2 separate regions of the Mus musculus genome follow, and region 1 is linked to region 2. The links are chromatin loops, found by intact Hi-C in ENCODE. Cell type or tissue: left cerebral cortex. All regions are shown on one strand. Links, peaks and the distances in the headings refer to the core of each region. The heading gives the core; the rest is flanking DNA.

The links. Peaks named below come from ENCODE experiments on the same cell type or tissue, not always from the same donor. Only the 100,000 strongest peaks of a DNase experiment are listed, where the experiment ranks them.
Region 1: it touches region 2 in a loop (2.5-fold over the local background); 3 of 42 quality-filtered maps call a loop at or near these places.

Annotation. Positions count from the first base shown.
Region 1 is chrX:8,943,545-8,953,888 of GRCm38, reverse strand. No RefSeq gene overlaps it. Among named protein-coding and RNA genes, the nearest start is that of Fthl17b, 14 kb to the left of the region's middle. In left cerebral cortex, for the core only: a CTCF peak has its summit at 5,288 (motif pointing right); a DNase peak (open chromatin) is centred at 5,290.
Region 2 is chrX:8,886,239-8,896,582 of GRCm38, reverse strand. It overlaps the pseudogene B630019K06Rik. Among named protein-coding and RNA genes, the nearest start is that of Gm5751, 20 kb to the right of the region's middle. In left cerebral cortex, for the core only: no CTCF peak of the experiment used is centred there; DNase peaks (open chromatin) are centred at 3,579, 4,090, 4,453, 4,680 and 2 more places; H3K4me3 peaks cover 2,157 bases; H3K27ac peaks cover 1,148 bases.

The sequences.
Region 1 (10,344 bases), core at 849-8,848, 58 kb before region 2:
TCCATGTGAATGGCCCTTTTCCTCCACCTCTTATATCTTTTCTTCTCCCTCATCCATGATGTTTCTCAACCCATAAGAGGGGCAAAATGCTGTCCCAGTCTGGAGTGAGCCTTCAACAGTCCCTTATTCCTGATACTTTGACCACTAAAGAAAAGAAAAGAAAAGAAAAGAAAAGAAAAGAAAAGAAAAGAAAGAAAGAAAGTTTCTCCCACCAAGCCAAAAGACAAACTGTGTCCTGTGGGGATAAGCATAAATACATATATTGACAAATTGCCTGGTTATCATTTTATATTTAGCAATGGACTTCCCCTTTACACACAAATTACTATTTTTTTTAAATATTTACTTATTTAATGTATAGGTATATGTCTTAATTAGGGTTTCACTGCTATGAACAGACACCATTACCAAGGCAAGCTTTATAAAGGACAACATTTAATTGTGGCTGTCTTATAGGTTCAGAGGTTCAGTTCATTATCATCAAGGAGGGAACAAGGCAGCATCCAGGATGGCATGATGCAGGCAGAGATGATAGTTCTACATCTTCATCTGAAGGCTGCTAGTGGAAGACTCACTTCCAGGTAACTAGGATGAGGGTCTCAAAGCCACACCCACACTGACACATCTACTTCAACAAGGCCACACTCCTAATAGTGCCACTTTCTAGGCCAAGCATGCACAAACCACTACATTCTACTCCCTGGTCCCCATAGGCTTGTTCAAACATATAGGCCTATGGGGGCCATACCAAAGCAAAGCATAATGCAAACTACATTTAGTACAACTTCAAAAGTCCCCGTAGTCTATAGCAGTCTCAACAATGTTAAAGGTCCAAACTTCAAAGTTTCTTCTGAGAGCCATCCAATCAATTAACTGTAATCCCCAAGGCTAGACAAGAAACCAGCTGTGCAAAATTCAAACTTCTCCATGCCTGATGTCAAAGCAGTCTTCAGATCCCCACACCTTTTTCATCTTTGCTGACTGCAACAAACTTCTTTCTCCTAGGCTAGTTCCACTCCCTGCTAGCAGATGTCTTCTGCAGGTATCCCTCAGCTCTGGCATCTTCAACATCTTGGGGTCTCCAAGGTAACTTCAATGTTACATCTTCTTGTTACAATGTCTGAGATCCAAACCCCACCCTCTGCACTCCTACAAATGGTTGGCATCACTTTTCCAGCTTTGCCCTCTGTAACACTCTAAGCTCAGGTTGATCCACTCCTCTGGCCACCACTGTTCTTGGTGATCATCAAAAGGCACTGCCATCTCCAATACGCTGTGGTAGTCCTCTGCAACTAGGCTTCACCAATAGCCTCACATAAGCTCTCTTCATGGTGCCAAGCCTCAAATCCTTTATCCCCTTCAGTCCTGGGCCATCAACTACAGCTGAGGCTGCACCTTCACCAATGGCATTCCTTGGCCTCTCACAGTGACAAGCCTCAGCTCTTCTTCATGACCCCTTCATGCATTCAAATCCAGTACCATGTGGGTGACTCTTACACATTACCAAGTACAGCTGCAGCAGAAGGTTCAACCTTGGCTATCTCTGGAACACAGATTCTTTTTCCTCTCAGAAAACACTTCTCAGAAGATTTCACCTCAGTGATGCTGGTCTCTTCTTATTCACCCCTAATTTCTTAGCTCCATCGAACCAGTATCAATTATCCCAGGACCCATTCTACTTTTCAATCTAAAGCCAGACCCACAAGACGAAAGCTGCCAAATTCTGCTGCTTACAGGAGTTGAACATGGCCTCTTTGTTCTATTACATTATCACTAGCTCTCTGTTTTCTACCTGCTTCACTGCCTAAGATTGGCTGTCCTGAATCTTGCTCTATAGATTGACCTTGAACTCTGAGATCTGATTTCCTGTCTCCTAGGATTAAAGGTGTGTACCACCATGCCTGGATTATATTTAGCTGGGTAGAATCTTGCCCCCAAATTCTACTCCCTTAATCTCCTATCTCCTAGAACACATGATTCAGCACCATTTAACCTCCTGGATCCCCTTTAATACTCAAACCATATTTTATGATTTTACTTTCTAAGCTTGCTATGCTTGTTTAACATGCTCTTCATGAGACTTAGCCAGAGAACAAAGTCTATGATGTGTGTTTCTGAGACTTGCTTTTTCAGTGCAATTAATCTGAGTCTCTTCACTTTAGCCTCAGGCAGACTTTTCAGACAAGGGCAAAAAGGAGCCACATTCTTCACCAAAATACCAAAATACAAAAACAGTCTCTAGGCCACATCCTGAAGTTCATCTCCACCGAAAGCTCTTAGTCCAGGTCCAAACAATTCAAATCACTCTCAATAACAAAGTCTTCCATATTCCCATTAAGCCCCTTTAAAGTATTCCACTTTTTTCCAAATCCAAAGTCCCAAAATCAACATTCTTCCAAACAAAAGCATGGTCAGGCATATCACAGCAGTACCCCACTCCTGGTAGCAACTTCTCCCCCCTTTTTTTAAAAAAGATTTTTATTTATTTCTTTTATATATATATGATGAGTATGCTGTAGCTGTCTTCAGACCCAAGAAGAGGGTATCAGACTCCATTACAGATGGTTGTAAGCCACCATGTGGTTGTTGGGATTTGAACTCAGCACTTCTGGAAAAGGAGATGGTACTTTTAATCTCTGAGCTGTCTCTCCAACCTCTTTTTTAAAAAAGATTTTTATTTAAGCAACTTCTGTCTTAGGGTTTTACTGCTGTGAAGAGACACCATGACCAAGGCAAGTCTTATAAAGGACAACATTTAATTGGTGGGGGCTTACAGGTTCAAAGATTCAGTCCATTTTCATCAAGGTGAAAGTATGGCAACAGCCAGCTGGGCATGGTAAGGAGGACCTGAATGTTTTATGTCTTCATCTGAAGGCTTCTAGTGGAAGACTGACTTCCAGGCAGCTAGGTCTAGTATAGTGGGTATTAAAGCCCACACCCATGCTGGAGAGGTGGCTCAGCACAGTTCAGAGGACTGGCTGCTTGTTCTCCCAGAGTTCCTGAGTTAAATTTCCAGCAACCACATGGTGGCTCACAACCATGTGTAATGAGATCTGATGCCCTCTTCTGGTGTCTGAAGAAAGCAACAGTGTACTCTCATATAAATGAAATAACCTTCTAACATTGCCACTATTTGGACTGAGCATATACAAACCATCACAGTATGAGTGTGTGTCTATACTACATATGTGCAGGAACTGATGGAGTCTAGAAGAAAGTCTTAATGCCCCAAAACCAAAGCTGTGATTGTGAACAGTCATGTGGGTTCCTCACAAGGAGCATGTGGTCTTTGCAGCCTAAGACATCTCTTCAGACACAAATTTGTCCTTTTAGTGTGCTCATTACAATAACACATTTTCCTGAAATATAGAACAGTGAGCACAGAAATTATTCATCAAGATCTTTCATTGAATATTTGCTATCAGTATCAGTAAATGAATAGATGTATTCCCAATCAGAATATATTCATCTGCTGCCCCATCCTTGTGGGCCTTCTTATAAAAACTGGGATTCGACATAATCACTAATATCTAGTGAAAAGAGCTCAGGGATGCTGTTAAATCTATAATGTACAGAAGAACACTCACAAAAAACCAAAACCCAGCCTACTCTGGCCAGGATTCCAAGCTTCAGAAGTACCACATTACAATATGAGCCATACAGACATACTCCTTGCAAAATACAAACATGGAAGAACAGTGTGATGGGAGCAGATATAGCATAAGAGAGATCATTTCAATTTCACATCAACTTCATCTTTCACCAAATCCTCTATCTTTTTTGTTGTAGGCTGAAACACTCCATGGTACTGTTGTGTAGTCTCCCTCAGAGAATTTGATATTGTCATACTATGGGTTTGTTCCTAGTGCATTCAGTCTCCTCAAACTAGGCCATGTTAATAATATGGAATTAGAGTCTCCTCTCTAAGGGGTGTTTCTGGGGAAATGGCTGTTCCATACTCTCTGATGAGAGTGAATGAGAAAGCATTCAGGCTGACCCACAAAGGCTCTGAAAGGGAGGAGAATGAAGAGCTCAATTTACCACCATCGAAGCCTGTGGTGGCTTGAAGGAGAAGCCACTCATAGGCTCAGTGAGTTGACCCTCAAGGAGTGCTGCTGTTGCTGTCTAGGTAGGTTTAAGAGGTATGGCCTTGCTACAAGAAATATGTCTCCATAGGTGACCTTAAGTTTTCAAAAACACTCCCAATTCCCATTCACCCCTAGGATTCTCCTCCTCACTTCCTCTCCTAACTTGGTGCTTAGTGTTTAAGGTGTATGACTTAGTTTCTACTGCAGTACCCGTAGTTGCTGCTAGTTTCTGTGCTTCTCTGACACAGCACACGCATTTCTCTGGAACCATAAGCCAAACAAACCTTCAACGAGTTGGCTTTGATCTGGTGATTTGTCACAGCAATAACAAAGTTACTATCACAATGGCTGAAACAAGTCTGCTCACTTGGAATCAACACTTTTTGTCCCAGGAGCAACAGAGTCTTCAGTATCAGGGGCCTAAATTTAGAGATGAAGGTTTGGACCTGTAGCCTGAACCTCTTGCAGAAGTTATGTATTAAAAGGCTGATCAACAATGGTTGCTACAAGAGTACTCCAGTCCAGCCAGTCGAACAAGCCCAATACTTTTGAAGGCTGAAACCCATGCCCAAGATCACTGCCTGTGCCTGGTGGCTGGGCCTCTACTGAGTGCCACAAAGTAGAAGAAAAAAATCTAGATGCTAGTGTTCCTCTAAGCATAAATAACTGACATATATTCATGCTGCTCTACCTCGGATGTTCTGATTTTCCCTCTGGTTTTCAGTAAATCAAGTTGGATCGCTCCACTCTTCTCTCTCCTCCTCTTCTCATTTCCTCCGTCCAGCCTCCCCTCCCAGATTCTCCAGTCTGATCACCTTTGTAAACAGTTTGCTAATTTATCTTGGCAGCAGAGGCAGCTATGGGAGCCACAGAAGGCAGAGAGCACAGGAGACTCAGGGTTCTCAGCAGGGCTCTCAGCAGGGCTGTTGTGGGTGATCCTTGGACTCTCTATCCTCCAGGAACAGTTTCACTGTTCCAGAAGATGGTGATGATTCTGACGACTGAGATGCACGTGTGGTGGTGTCTCTGGAGGCTAAAGTGCAGGTGCCAAGTGGATCCAAATAGCTGGGTGCAGTTTGTCTCAGGGTCTTCTCTGGAGGGTCAGCCTGTTTCTTTCACCCTCTAGAGGGCAGACATGAGTCCCCGACCTTGTTCTCTGCATTGTCCTAGCCTTTCTGTTCTGTGAGGAGCCTGCAGTTAAGAACGTGTCCAGCAGGTGGCACGGTGTACATGGATGTTCTCCAGGAACAGTCTTGGCTGGGAAGGAGAGCTAGACTCCAGGTTCTTAAAATACTGTTTTCCTGTGCTTTCCTAAGTACTCTTTGCCTTGGAAAACAAACAAATAGTAATGTTTTTTGTTGTTGTTATTTAGCAAATTAATTTAGGGAGATCAGTTTTTGGGGGGGAATGGGTCTTGTTCTGCCATTCAGGCTGGGCTGAAGCTCCTGGGGTCTGAAGATGCTCCTGTCTCAGACTCCAAAGCATGGGACTGCATACAGAAGCGTGCAACAGTGCTAGGCTTCCAACGAGGTTTCACATAGTGCTTTTAGGCAGAAAATTAATTTCCTGAAACCTTTCATTTCCTTCTCTTGTAATATTAACTGTAGAGATAATGCCATGTCAGGCACATTACACAGCTGCCTGTTTTGAAACATTTTATTTTTTAATTTGTGTATGTGCATCTGCTGTTATGTAGGTTTCTGCACGTGCATGCATGTGCCCAAAGAGGTCAGGGGGTGTGTCCCACCCTGAGATTGAGTTACAGTCAGTCATTAGCCATCTGATGTGGCTCCTGGAAGCTGAACTCTGGTCCTCTGGAAGGGTACCAGGATGCCCTTAGTCATCTCCCCATCCACATACAGCTTCTTAAACTGTGACTTGATGCCTCATAGAGAATCTTACAACTGAATGTGATTGTTCTCACAATCAGGACATCAAGGGATGAGACAGGGGAGAGACAGGTGGTTTGGTGGGAAAGGACTTGCCATGCAATACGGAGTTTGAATCCTCACAACCCATGTAAAAGCTGGATACATAGTGAGAGGGTCTGAAATCCCAGTGCTTTTATTGGAAGATGGCATGCAGACAGCAGAATGCCCATAACCTCTAGGACAAAGGAACCTGATTGATATACAGTGGACGAACAATAAAGGGAGGCTGTCTAAAGTAAAGTGGTGTGGAAAGACTGTCATCTGGGGTTGTCCACTCACCCAATACACACACAGGAACATGCATGCTTTTCCATTTTTCCCACCTGCCCCCTACCCTATCCCCTTCAACATGTCAGGGAATCTAAGCAGGGACACTCCGATCAGGATTTTTTGAGATATTTATGGAAGAAGGGAACTGAAGCAGGGAATCAGAGAAGTCCCTCCCAAGTCCTCCATTTCTTCATCATCTTTGCATCCTCACATAATGCAGAGACAGAGATCTCTGCTGTCTCTTCCTTTCTCACAGGCCCCCAGTTCAGTTCATCAGAGATATGTCCTTGTGAACCCAGCTGAGTCATGTACCTTGTGACAGCTCCATCTATGCGTGAGCTGTGTGAGATGTGTGTTTCCTGTGATAGCTTCACTGTCCTCCCTAATTTGTCCCTGCCTTTATCCCTACATTCTGTACCAGGTACCTGGGTAAGTATTAGGATCAATTAGAAATGAATTCAAAGTCAAGTAGGGTAGCCTTCTCTTGTAACCCCAGTACTCTGGAGGCTGGGAAACAAATACCATAATTCCAATGCAATCTAAGCTATAAAGAGAGTTCCAAACTAGACTGGGCTGCACAGTTGGAACCTGGGTCAGTGAACAAATGAGCATGCAAATGAGAAAATTGTTCACAGTGACCCAGGAGCAGCTATGATCCTAGCAACTTGGATGTTCATAAGGGAAGATAGCAAGTGTTTTGCCAACCTGGGTGACTTAGTAAGATTCCATTTGAAAACAACATTAACAACACAAGCTCATATTGACTCCTAGCATTTTTTCAAGACAAGGTCTCACTATATAGCTCTGGCTATTATCCTGGAACACCCCATGTAGATCAGGATGACCTTAAACATCCATAGGTCTGCCCACCTCTACCTTCTACATGCTGGGATTAAAAGTATGTGCCATTATACCTGGTTGTAACTATTCAATTTGGCAATCTACCTAATTATTTTTGAAAAGTCTAGGACATTAGTAAAGGTTACACTTTGGGTCACTGTGTAAAGGCATTTCCAAAGCTGATGATGTCATAAGATTTCTAATCTAATCTCTGAATGGGTCTCTTGAGGAATCCATAGATAAAGTCATAGAGTATTGGGTATGATTATGCAGGAGGCAGAGATATTTTTTTTTAGCAATTTGCTCTTTAGAGCCATGTACTTGAGCTTGTTTCTTGCCTTGGGCTCTTCCTTCCTGAAGTCCTTGTTTGGATGCCCTCACCCACTAAAAAGTGAGGAACAGCCTCACCTAAGTGCTTCTGCCCCAGATGTTCTGCACAAAGCATCCATCAACTGAGCCCGCTAAAACTCTGAGCCCAGAGTCAACTTTCTTCCCTGATTTCTCTCAGGCAGTTTTCAGTGATGAAGTGCTGACTACAGGTTCAGTGCAGCTCAGTGGTGGAGCACTTGCCTGCAATGCAGGAGGTCCTGGACTCCATCTCTAGAACCAGACAGGCCTACATACTTCAAAAATGGCAAGATAAGAAGGTTAAAATAACTTTTGATATTCATAGAAAGGTATGTCTGTCCACACTCACCCCCAGGCTCTCATGAAAAGAGAATGGTATGCGTAATAAAGCAAAGTCAGTATCCTACAGCACAGAATTTGAACCTGTCACCTGTGAGGGACAAGAGAGGAGCCATGTGTTGATCAGATAGTAGGAGAGGGATATGCTCTGACACCTTTTTAGTGGAACATGGCAGGTGACAAATGTTAACTTGTGTATATGTGTATAATTACAGAGAAAATGTGTTGAAACAAACAAGTAGGATTCTTCTCAGTACTCATATCTGGGCAAGAGAAGGGCAGTGCACTTCCATGCAGAGAATGATACAGAACAGGCGATTCCTAAGACAGGTGCAGGGAAGGCATTAGGTATGTACCTTTCTCAGTGAAACATTGATACTCATTTTAGTTACCTTTTTATTTGTGTGTGTGTGTGTGTGTGTGTGTGTGTGTGTGTGTGTGTGTGTGTGTGTTGACCAAAAGCACTTCTAGTTATACCATCGGGTGTAGTCTGATGCCCCCATCGTCTGACATAGATCTGCTGCTTCACCAGTCACTAGAAAGTGGAGCCAATGATCATTCACTTGCATTATGTGGATCAAAGAAGTAAGCCTCAGAGTATGTAGAAGAGGTGTCCAGTGTCACATGTCTTTCATAAGAAGGTCAAGTCACAGGGTAATTAATTGTAAAGTCCTATTCTACCTCTCAGCTGTTATTGGGTTAGTTCTTCACCTCAAGAGGCCTGGACTTGTGCAGGGTCTATGTCACATATCTAGGCTGCAGCATGCAACAGAAGAAGAGGGAAGCCGGAGAGGTGTTTCTTCATGCTCCATGCTTTCCTCTCACCTGATGCCTTCCCATTGCCCTTCCCAAAGCCATCTGCTTCTGATGAGGGCGTTCCTGAGCTCATGCACCTGGCTCTCATCTGGAGGAATTTCCTTCGCATCTTGTCTTCTTCAGCATCTTTTTAACACTGAAGCACTTGTTGATGGGGATCAGAAGCCCTTCTGTGTCATATTAAAAAGAACATCCCTGTATTGTTTTCTAATAAAATATATTTTATTATGACATTTTATAGAAATATATAATGTATTTTGATCATATAAATTACAATTAATTGATCATGTATAGATCCCAATTACCATCTTTTTTTCTTTTTCTTTCTTTAGTTTTGTATGTTTGTTTTTCCGAGATAGGGTCTCTACCTAACAGCCCTGGCTGTCCTGGTACTCACTCTGTAGACCAGGCTGCCCTTGAACACATAGAGACCCACTGGTCTCTGCCTCCCAAGTGCTGGGACGTGCACTTAAAGACATGCACCAGCACACCTGGTTCCAATTACCCTCTCTTTATTCCCACTAAGGCCAATGCCCTTTCTCATCACTAGTCCATCATGTATTACATGTTGGTTTGTATTGGAGGGACCCAGTGAATTCAAATGGGGTTGCTTGCAGTAGTGTCGAGCTGCATTGGCTTTATCTGCAGGAAATTTTCACTGTCTTCATATCCTCTTGGAGGGGCAGAGTCCAGAGAGCCCATCACCCCAGGACAGGATGTTGAAAAAATTCTCTATGTGCAGGTTGAAAGGCAATCATTTCCAGATAAGGCTCTCGAATTTTCTTCATGTCTCATCACAGCTGAAAAGGGTTTTCATTACATTATTTGCACATAAATGAAAAGAAACCCAGCAACTTAAAGGAAAAGGAATGTCCTAAGTAAACCTAGTTTCCAGGGCTACCATGTTTGCCTTTATATTCTTAATACACTGTCATTTGCGCAAGCAGGAGAGATGTAATTAAGGGTGCGGAACAAAGATTAGGCGAAGAAAAGCGCTGGAGGAGCCCACAGGCTCTGGGAGAACCTGGAATATGAACTACGTGGCTGCACACAGAAGCTGGTGGTGCACTGCGTGCACAGTAAGTAAAGCATGAGCAGAATGAAGGACACAGCACTGCATGCACGATGGTGCCGTGTGCAGGTGAACACACTGTGGTGGTGTGTGCAGGTGAACACACCATGGTGGCATGTGCAGATGAACACACTGTGCTGGTGTGTGCAGATAAATGCAGCAGGGGACGGGGAAGAAAGGAGACAGTGATGTAGATATTAAAGAATTTTGTGCCAGAGGTGGTATCACACAAGATGCTCGTGAGAGCACTTCAGGTGGCATTCGGCAAAGTGTCACAGGTATCAAGCCGGCTTGCAACAAGAGGAGTTGCTGGTCACTAATCCTGAGCTATCATTCATTCATTCATTCATTCATTCATTCAGCTTCCCCAGTCATGCCTGAGAAAGGCAGAGGATTGTGTCAGATTCCCCATAGCTGGAGTTGCAGGTGTTAGTGAGCACCCCACTCTGGGTGCTGGAAACTGAACTCTGGTTCTCTGAGGGAAAAAAAAAACCAGCTTGGGCCATTAAAGTACTGAGACATCTTTTCAAACCCCTCTTTTTTTTTTCCTGCTGTTTCTTATTTGGCTTTTGGTTCTGAGACTGTGTCCCTTTTTATATCGTGGAAAGGTCTAGGTGCCATGATCATACAGAGACCTAAG
Region 2 (10,344 bases), core at 1,446-9,445:
ATTTGACCACAGTATTGAAGGAGAGTGGACATAGTGGACACTCCTCTCTTATACAGGATGTTAGTGGGATTGCTTCAAGTTTTTCCTCTATTTAGGACGATGTTGGTTGTAGGTATCTCATATTTAGCTATTACTATGTTGAGGCATGTTTCCTCTAGTTCTATTTTATCCAGGACTTTTATCAAGAGAGCATGTTGGATTTTGTCAAAGGCTTTCCTGCCATTTATTGAGATGATCATGTGGTTTTTGTCTTTATTTCCACTTATATGGTTTATTACATTTATGACTTGAATTTCAGGGATAAAGCCAATGTTATCATAGTTAGTAATCATTTTTTATGTATGTGTGTATTCTACTTGCAAGTATTTTATTAGGCATTTAGAATTTATAGTCATCAGGGTTATTGGCCTGTAGTTTTCTTTTTAAATTGTGTCTTTACCTGGTTTGGTTTTAGAGTGATACTGGCTTCACAGAATGTGTTTAGGAGCATATATTTCTCTCTCTAGCTTGCTCTCTCTCTCTCTCTCTCTCTCTCCCTCTCCCTCTCCCTCTCCCTCTCCCTCTCCCTCTCCCTCTCCCTCTCCCTCTCCCTCTCCCTCTCCCTCTCCCTCTCCCTCTCCCTCCCGCTCCTGCTCCCATTCCTGCTCCTTCTCTCTCCCCACATCCTTCTCCGTCTCACTCTCTCTCACTCTCTCTCCCTCCCTCTCTCTCTCCTTCTCCCCCCACCTCTCTGTCGTCTGTTATTTATTTACTTATTTACTTCTTTGTTTATGTATTTGCTTGCTTGTTTGTTTGTTTGAAAGCTTAAGATAGATTACCTGGAGATCTCCTTTGAAAACCTGGGAATCCACCTGAGCCTGGGCATTTTTTTTTTAACTTGAAGCCTTTTCATTACTATTTCAATCTCCTTTGCTAGGGTCTGCTTAGGTTGTTTTCTTCTTTCTTTAATTTTGGTAATTTAGCTGAATCTAGAATTCATTCATTTCTTTTAGGATTTTCAACTTAATGAATTACTGGTTTTTAATGTATTCATTTTTATATTATTCTGGACTTCTTTATTAGTGTTTGTTGTGATTTTTCCCAGCTCAATCCTGATTCTGTTCATTTGGGTCCTGCCTTTCTTTTGTTTAGTTGGGCCAACAGCCTGCCAATGTTATCTATTTCCTCAGAGCCGCAGCTCTTAGACTTCTTGATTCTGTGTACTGTTTTCTGTTTTATTGATTCCTGCTCTGGTTTTTATTACTTCTTGCTGTTTTGGACTTGGTTTGTTTCTGTTTGTCCAACTTTTTAGTTGTATCATTAATTCATTTATTTGTGCTCTTTCTAATCGTTCTGTTGATGTTTTATTTATCTATATAACTGGTTTTCAACCATTCTAATGCTGCAACCCTTTAATATGGTTCCTCATGTTGTGGTGACCACACCCCCAACTATAAAATTAATTTTGTTGTTGTTTCATAAATATAATGTTGGTACTATTATGAATTGTAAATATCTGTGTTTTCCAGTGACATAAGGACTCAAGACTTTGCCCTAAAATTCATCCCCTGAACACACAAAGTAATATTTCCCCCAGGAAGTACAACTCCATAAATCATTAGATTATGAGACAACGAAATGGGGAACTTATTTAGTCTTTTGCTGTATTTTTCACAAGAACATCAATGTCACAGTAAAACAGATTCAAACACACAATTGCACATATGTTAAAAGTCTACTCAGATAAGGTACACTGATGTGACAGTAACATTTACAATTCATTGGCAGTTAATTCAGTAACAAGGAAAGTAGCCACATTCTCCTGAAGGTTCTTTCTGCCTAGTGCTATTTAAATATCAACCACAATGAAAACTCAAGTTCTCATTTTATAACCTCCAGAAAAAAGTGTGGGAACAAAGACAAGAAACAAGGGGAAGGGGAGTTAATAACTTAACACAAACTGTCACAAAGTTTGTTTCTAGCGCTGACAAAGCAGGACATTTTACTTAGTAACTGACACTGACATAAAATTCCCACCAGGCACTTCACTTCTTCATTCACCCAACCCCAACATAAAACACTTCTGACTTCTGGCAATCCATTGCACATAAAGGAAGGTAAGGACATAGGAAGGAGGAACAACGGCATAAAGAACAGAGTTGGTTTGGTTTTCAAGTCAAGCTGGCCGAAAGTCCCTAGTTCAAGTCCCAGATTTGCTCTTTAGTTTATGGGTGTGACCTTGATCCAGTCTTTCAACCACGATTTCCTCTTCTTCCGGGTTCACTGGTGTAAGTCATCTGTCCCAAAACACTGGAATGTCAGTTTCTTTTTGAATACAATAAATATTAACAGGACTTATGTCACAGCATCAAATGGAGGAACCCATGAGATTTATAAAGCGCTGGTACAGTGACTGATCATGGTACATGCTTAATTGTAAGTTATTGGCACTAACTAGCAGCGACCAGACCTGAAAAACAGTTTGAAAACTTTTTCAAACGTCGGTATGTAAAGCTGTTACCCACCAAATAGAAATTGCTCAAGTATGCATATATTTATTCCACAGAAATCTAATAGTTCTATATCGGGATTTGCTAAAGCAATAAATGAATCCTGAATTGTGGAAACGGACCTAATCTACGACAAGGCATTCAGCAGACTCCAAGCTTTTCTACTTCAAAACAGGCCTTAAGCAGGGGGCGACTGGCTGCCCAGTCTCCCCTTCAAGCGACCCCGGGCTGTCAGGGAATCAGGGAATCCCACTCCTCCTTGCACAGGGGGAGGACAGAGACAGCCTCGGGAAGGGGGGGGGGCAGCGTTGGGGAAAAACTCGCATCCCTGGACCTAGTCGTCCAGATCCACCTCAAGCACGATGGACCCCGGCAGCTGGTTGATGTCTAGGGGCTCAGGGGGCGAATCTCTAAGGAATTCGCAGGGATCGGGGAGCCTCGGACAGTCCGCGTTGCGGCTTTCAGCCTGATGCTGGGCGGACCACGCGGTGATGCTTCCAGCCCGGAGAGTGTCGCCGGTGGCTTCAATGAAGGAACACTCTGAGGCAGGAGAGGTGGGCCTGGAGCCGATCACTGGCAGGGGCTGCTCTGGGGCCTGGCAGTAGCCAGCATCCAGTGGCTGCAGCAGCAAGCCACCTCCCCCAACAGGTCCTCCGCCGCCGCCGCCGCCGCCGCCGCCGCTGCCGCCGCCGCCGCAGCGGGGCTGGCTGCAGTAGGTGTAGTCGGGAAGCTCGTCGTCCTTCCAGTTGCACACTAGGTCGGGGGCCAAGGGATGCTCCGTCTGTGGCGGCAGCCCCTGGAACAGCTGCACGGCGGCCGGCGGCCCCAGGAAGCGCAGCGGCCCCATGCTGGCCACGAAGAGGCTCCGGCCCTGCTGCTCCCAGGCGGCGGCGGCGGCCAGCCCCAGCTCCTTGCAACGGGTGGCGGGCGACGAGGCCGAGGAGGCGGCAGCGGCGGCGGCCGACGACAGCAGGAAGCGGCGGGCCGCGGCGGCGCAGTCTTCGGCCGCCAAGGCCGCGTAGCGCGGCTCTAGGTGCTGCAAGGGGGAGGTGGCGTAGGCCCCGTCCCGCGGCAGCGGCGGCGACAGCGGCGGCTCCTCCTCTGGGCCGGCGGGGGCGGGCCCGCTGGGGCTGTGCACGATGAAACAGAGCATGCAGGGCCCGCGGAAGAAGCAGTCCCGATTGCGGGCCGCCGCCGCCGCGGGCTGTGGGGACGACTTGGTCGGCGTCCGGCCCGGCAGCCTGATGAGAGGGCGCCGGCGGCGACACCAGCTGCAGCAACGAGGCTTCTTCTGGCTCGCACGGTTCCGAGGCTCCTTCGAGAGAAGGTGGCCCATAAAGACGGCCCTAGGAGGGCGAGCCCAAGAGAACGGGATAGAGGCCCGCGAAGCAGGCTCCGATGGCCGGTCAGGCCGCTGGCAGACCGGGCCTGTGCCCCGCCGCGAGCCGCTCCGCGCTGCGCACCTGGCCGCCTCGACGGCCCGGTGGGTGACAGCCGCTGGGTACCTAGGCGGGCCGCAGGCGGGCTACATACTTCGGGCCCAGAAGCCTGGAGAAAGCTGAGCCCGAGCTCTGGGGACTCGAGGGAGGCAGCGAGTCGGGTCGCTAGGCCTCTTGGTCCGCTCTGGCAGCGCGCTGGTGGGGGCAGCGGCTGTCCTGCTCAGACCACTTTATCTGCAGCTCCGCCAACGGCGCGTGTGCCTGCGACACAACAGGAGCCGCAGGAGCACACCACCCACTCCAAGAGGGGGCGGAGCCGGCCTTGGGGGCGCGCCGGAGGGGGGGGGGAGGAAGGAGGGAGGGGTGGGTGCGGGGGCGGAGGGGGGGCAGAGGGATGGCTCACCTGCTTGGGTTGCCAGCCAGACAAAAGGCTAGCTAGTGGCCCGCCCCCCTGCTCAGAGGTTCCTTAGGGGCCTGAAGCCCATGACTCTCTTCTGAGGTGGGCCTTTTTTCTCAGTTTTTCAAATGTAGGCACTGAGAGCTATCAGTTTTCCTCCTAGGACTACTTGCACACTATATCTCAGATGGGTTTCGTGTTGTGTTTTCCTCCAGTTCCCGGAAATGTTCTGTTTCTCTTTGGGATTTCTTCTTTGACCCATTCATCATTCAGTCATGTGTTGCTTAATCTCCAGGAGTTTGTGGACTTACTGGAGATCTGTCTGCTGACAGTTTGAAGTTGTGGTGCGTTATGATCAGAGAGGATGCTCGCTGTCATTTTAATCTTCCTGAGATTAGAGCTTTGCTTTGTATCCCAGGATGTGCTCTGTTTTGGAGACCGGTCCCTGTGCTGCTGAGTAGAAGGCCCTTTGGTGTTTGTGTGGAATATTCTATAGGTATCTCCTAAGTCCATTTGATGGCTGATAACCATCTAATTCTCGGGGTTCTGTCTGCTGTCTGTCTAGGTGAATTGTCTATTGGAGAAACTGGAACGAACTGGGAAATTGTACTCACATAGAATGAACAGGTTGGTGCCAGGCTGTGTCTTTCAGTCCGCTAGTACATTTTTAAATGAAATCGGGTGAGCCCGTGTTTGGTGCGTATATGTTTAGGATAGTAATGTCTTGCTTAATTGTTCTCTTGGTTAGAATTAAGTGTCCTTCTTTGTCGCTTCTAGTCTATTTTGACTTATATTAGAACGGCAATGCCAGTTGCTGCCTAGTCCCCTGTCTCGTTTGACTGGAGAGTCTTTACCCATCCTGTTACTCTAAGGCAGTGTGTAGTGTCTATCTTTAAAACTGAAAATGTGTTTCTTGTAGGCAACAGGTAGATGGATTTTGTTTCTTGATCCATTAAGCCAGCATGTTATTTAATTGGAGAAGTGAGATCATCTATATTTAAAGTTAATATTTAAAAGTCTGTGCTGACTGGAGCCATTATGTTGTTGATTTTTGGTGGTATTATGTTCTTGGTACTTTGTGCTTTTGTGATGATGGCTTTGTTTTTCTTTCAACAGTCTCTTAGCTACGCTCATTTCTCTCTGCAGCCTGACATACAGCTTCCTGTATTTTCTTTGAGTGTTGTTTGTGGGATATAAAAATGTCAGGCTGTGTATAGCATGGGGAATTTTTCTTTCTTTCAGCTAAGGCAGATAGTTTCCCTGGACAAATTAGTCTAGGCTGTCATTGTGTGGATGTTTTTAGCACTCTTACTGCATTGTTCCAAGATCTTCTGGCTTTCCAAGTTTCCACTGAGAAATCCTTTGTTATTTTAATAAGTTTTCCTTTTGAGTGACTTGCTACCTTTCTTTTGTAGCTTTCAATACACTTCCCTTGTTCTGTGTACTTAGTGTTTTAACTAGCATACACTGAGTATTTCTGGTCTGGTCTATCTGGTGTTCTGTGTGCTTCTTCTATTTGTATGGGTGCATCTTTCCTTAGTTTGGGGACTTGTTCTATGACGCAGATGTGATTGAAAGAGGGAGCCACATTCCAGACCCACCAAGCAGAACTGACAAGCTTTCGCCACATGGTTCTGGCTTTAGAGTCAAGGATACAAGAAAGGAGTTATGGAATCTCCCTCCATGGCTAAGGAAAGCCACTGAGGCCAGGCTTGTCTCAGGGGTGTCCCTGCATTGGAGGACATTGCAGATGAGTCATTGCGTGCTGCTGTGAAGGTGAAGCCTGGATTGGGTTGGAGACCCCAAGGGGTTGGAGATGCCAGAGTCATGGGATCCATGCCAAGGATAGCTGAACGTTGGGTGTGAAATCACCCTGGGGGGGGGGGAGAGAGAGAGAGAGAGAGAGAGAGAGAGAGAGAGAGAGAGAGAGAGAGAGAGAGGTGTTGCAGTCAACAAAGCTGAAAGGAGTTGGAGGTCTAAGGAGCTCTTTGACATCAAACATAGAGATGCAGAATTTGGTATCAACCCTGTTGCTGTCTGGTTTTCATTTGGTGCAGTATTTCCTCACTCTGCTCCCTTTCCTCCCTTTTAGAATAGTAGACTGAGATCTCTACATGAAGAAGAAGGGCAGAAGGAGGGCTGGAAGACAGATGTGGGACATGTGCTCCTGTGGTAAGTAGAGTCAGTAGCATTGTACTTATGGGTCCAGTACACCTCTCTGGAAAGGTTGCAGGGATGGGTGGATTTGGCAGTATGAGTCTAATGTCTCTGGCTAGAGAAGGGACTACATGTGCTTAGGAGTATGGGTCCAGTGGGTGGGGTAGATGAAGTTGGCAGCATAACTATAGGCTTTGACTATGTGTGGGGAATGGAGGGGCTCAGTTGAGGCAAGGGCAGGGGTAGATGGAGTTAACAGGACAAATCTGAGCTCTGTTCTTGCAGGGGAACAGGAGTACATGTACAGGACACATCTGCTGAGATCTTTAATGAACTGTCATATTTCCTATGCAGATGATCATGCCACTATAAAAAAAATCTAGTTCCCTTTATGTATATAAATGATTTACCTACATGTTATATATGTGTACCATGTGTGTGCAGAGCCAGTAGAGGAAATCACAACTTTAGAAGTAGAGTTAAACACCAGATGAGCTGCCATGTGAGTTCTGGGAACCAAATCCGAGTCCTTTGTAAGAGTAGTGTGTACCCTAAACCACAGCACCACCTCTTCATCCACTGATCTTGTCACTTTTAACAGTAGTATTATTTTTGTAATTCTAGGGATCTGTCCCAGGACCTGGCCCATCCTAAGAAAAAATTCTGACACCATGGAAGGAGGTATGCTGCTGCTGTTCTAATATATTTTGTTGTGACATATATACATACACATACTATGTTTTAGCTATGACTATATCCCATCATTATGTTGTATCCCCTCCCACTCCTCATATTCCCAGTGATTTTCTCAACTAATCTTCTTCCTATTTTCATGGGTTTGGGTGTTTTTGTCTTGTTTTTGTCAGCCCATAACTTTAATTAAGGTTACCTTGAGGAGCATGCGTGGGGGGTTGATTTAACAAATCCCCACCTGCCCAACTATTTTCATCACCATCACTATCAAGTACCCTGTTTTTGTTCCCTCCCACTACTCCTGATCCCAATACTGAGGTAGAACCTACCCAACTCCAGTGTCTTAGGATTTTACTGCTGTGAACAGACACCATGACCAAGGCAACTCTTATAAAGGGCAACATTTAATTGGAGCTGGCTTACAGGTTCAGAGGTTCAGTTCATTATCATCAAGGTGAGAACATGACAGCATCCAGGTAGGCATGGTACAGGAGGAGATGAGAGTTCTACATCTTCATCTGAAGGCTGCTAGCAGAATACTGGTTTCCAGGCAGCTAGGATGAGGGCCCTAAAACCCACACCCACAGTGACACACCTACTCCAACAAGGCCACGCCTCCTATTAGTGAAACTGCCAGGATATACAACCATCACATTCCACTCCCTGGCCAACATAGGTTTGTTCAAACATATGAGTCTATGGGGGACATACCTAAACATAGCATAAAGCAAAATACATTTAGTCCAACTTCCAAAGTCCCTATAATCTTTGGCAGTCTCAACAAGGTTAAAAGTCCAAAGTTCAAAGTCTTTTCTGAGATTCATCCAATCACTTAACTGTGATCCCCAAAGCAAGACAGGAAACCAGATGGATGAAGTCTAAACTCTGCATCTCCATGTCTGATGTCAAAGCAGTCTTCAGATCTCCAACTCCCTTTTAATCTTTTTTGACTGCAATAAACTTCTTTTCATGGGCTGTTTCCACTCCTTGTTAGCAGCTTTCCTCAGCAGATAGCCCATGGCTCTGGAATCTCAAACATTTTGAGGTCTCCAAGGCAACTTCAATGTTCCAACTTCTTGTGTCAATGTCTGGGATCTACACATGTCTGGACTCCTCCAAAAGGTTGGCATCACTTCTCCAGCTCTGTCCTCTAGCATTCTAAGCTCAGGTTGATCCACTCCTCTGGCCACGGCTGTTCTTGGTGGTCATCACATGGTACTGGCATCTCCAAAAAGCTGTGGTCTTCCCTTGCAACTAGGCAAGGTGACCAATAGCCTCTCATAGGCTCTCTTCATGGTGCCAAATCACAAATCTTTGCATGACTCCTTCAGTCCTGGGCTGTCAACTACAACTAAGGCTGCATCTTCACCAATGGCCTTCCTTGGCCCCTCACAGTACCAAGCCTCAGCTGATCTTCATGTCCCCTTCATGCCTTCAAAACCAGTACTGCCTGGGTGAATCTTACACATTACTAAGTACATCTGCAGCATGAGATACAACCTTGGCTATCTCTGGAACACAGCCTCTGTGCTCGCAGAAAACACTTCCCTGAAGATTTCACCTCAGTGATGCTGGTATCTTCTTAATCACTACTACTTTCTTAGCTCCAGCTAACCAACATCAATTGTCCTAGTAGTCCCTTCTATTATTCACTCTAAAGCCAAAGTCACACGGCCGAAGCTGCTGAGTTCTGCTGCTTGCAGGAGCTGGAACATGGCCCCCTTGTTCTACTACATTTCACTAGCTTTCTGTTTTCCACCTGCTTCTCTGCCTAAACTTGGCTGTCCCTGATCTTGTTCTATACATTGACCTTGAGTTCAGAGATCTGAAATCCTGTCTCCAGGGATTAAAGGTGTGTACCACCATGCCTGGATCTAAATGTAGCTAGGTAGGATCTTCCCCCAAAGTCCCACTCCCTTAATCTGGTCTCTTCTAGAACACAGGATTCAGCTCTATTCTACCCCCTGGTGCCCTTTTAATTGGACTCTTGAACCGTATGTTTTGTTTCTTTCCTTTCTCAACTTCCTGCTTTTCATTAAAATGCTCTTCATAAGAGAGAACTTTAGTAACCACACAACAGAATTTACACCAGGCTGTTTTGTGACTTCCTGTTTCAAAGCAATTAATCTAAATTTCTTCACCTTAGTATCTGGACAGACTGTTCGGACAATGGCAAAAAGCAGCCACATTCTTCACCAAAATATCACAGAAACAGTCTCTGAGCCACATATTGAAGTTCTTCTCCACTGAAACCTCTTGGGGCCCGTCCTCACAGTTCAAACCACTCACAGCAGCAAAGTCTTCCGTATTCCTTCTAGGATAGCCCATTAAGCCTCACTTAAAGCATTCCATTGCTCTCCAAATCCAAAGTCCCAGAATCTACATTCTTCCAAACAAACACATGGTCAGGCTTATCACAGCAATACCCAACTCCCAGTACCAACCAAAGTCTTAGTTAGGGTTTTACTACTGTGAACAGACACCATGACCAAGGTAACTCTTAAAAGGACAACACTTAATTGGGAATGGCTTACAGGTTCAGTCTATTATCGTCAAAGTGGGAACATGGCAGCATCTAGGCAGGCATATTGTAGGCAGAGCTGAGAGTTCTACATCTTCATCTGAAGGCTGCTAGCAGAAGACTGGCTTCCAGGCAGTCTTAAAAGCCACACCCACAGTGACACACCTACTCCAACAGGATCACACCTACTCCAACAGGGTCACACCAACTCCAACAGAGCCACCCACACCTTCTAATAGTGCCACTCCCTGTGCAGAGCATATACAAATCATCACAGCCAGGTAGTCCCTTCTATCTTCAAGATGTTTAGGTCAACACATGGTTTATATTTGTTTCCTGTAGGGGAATTGCTAAGGGATTAAAACTAGAATCAGGGGTACCTTAGAATTGGCTCCACAACAGAAGTAAATTTCCCTCATACTCTGAAAGTATTAATTACCTACAGGTCCTTCTCAGGAAGGAGTAGGATTTCATAAGCCCCTCTCCCTAGCAACTATTAACTTTCTATCAATACCCAGGAATGGGAGAGAGGCTCATAAGCATTCTACCCTCTCTGTGACAGGGAAGGAAGGCCCAATCTTCATCAGGTAGTAACAGCTGCTGAGACTTCAGGCATGCAAATGCTATGTCATGTCCTAGAGACTTGAG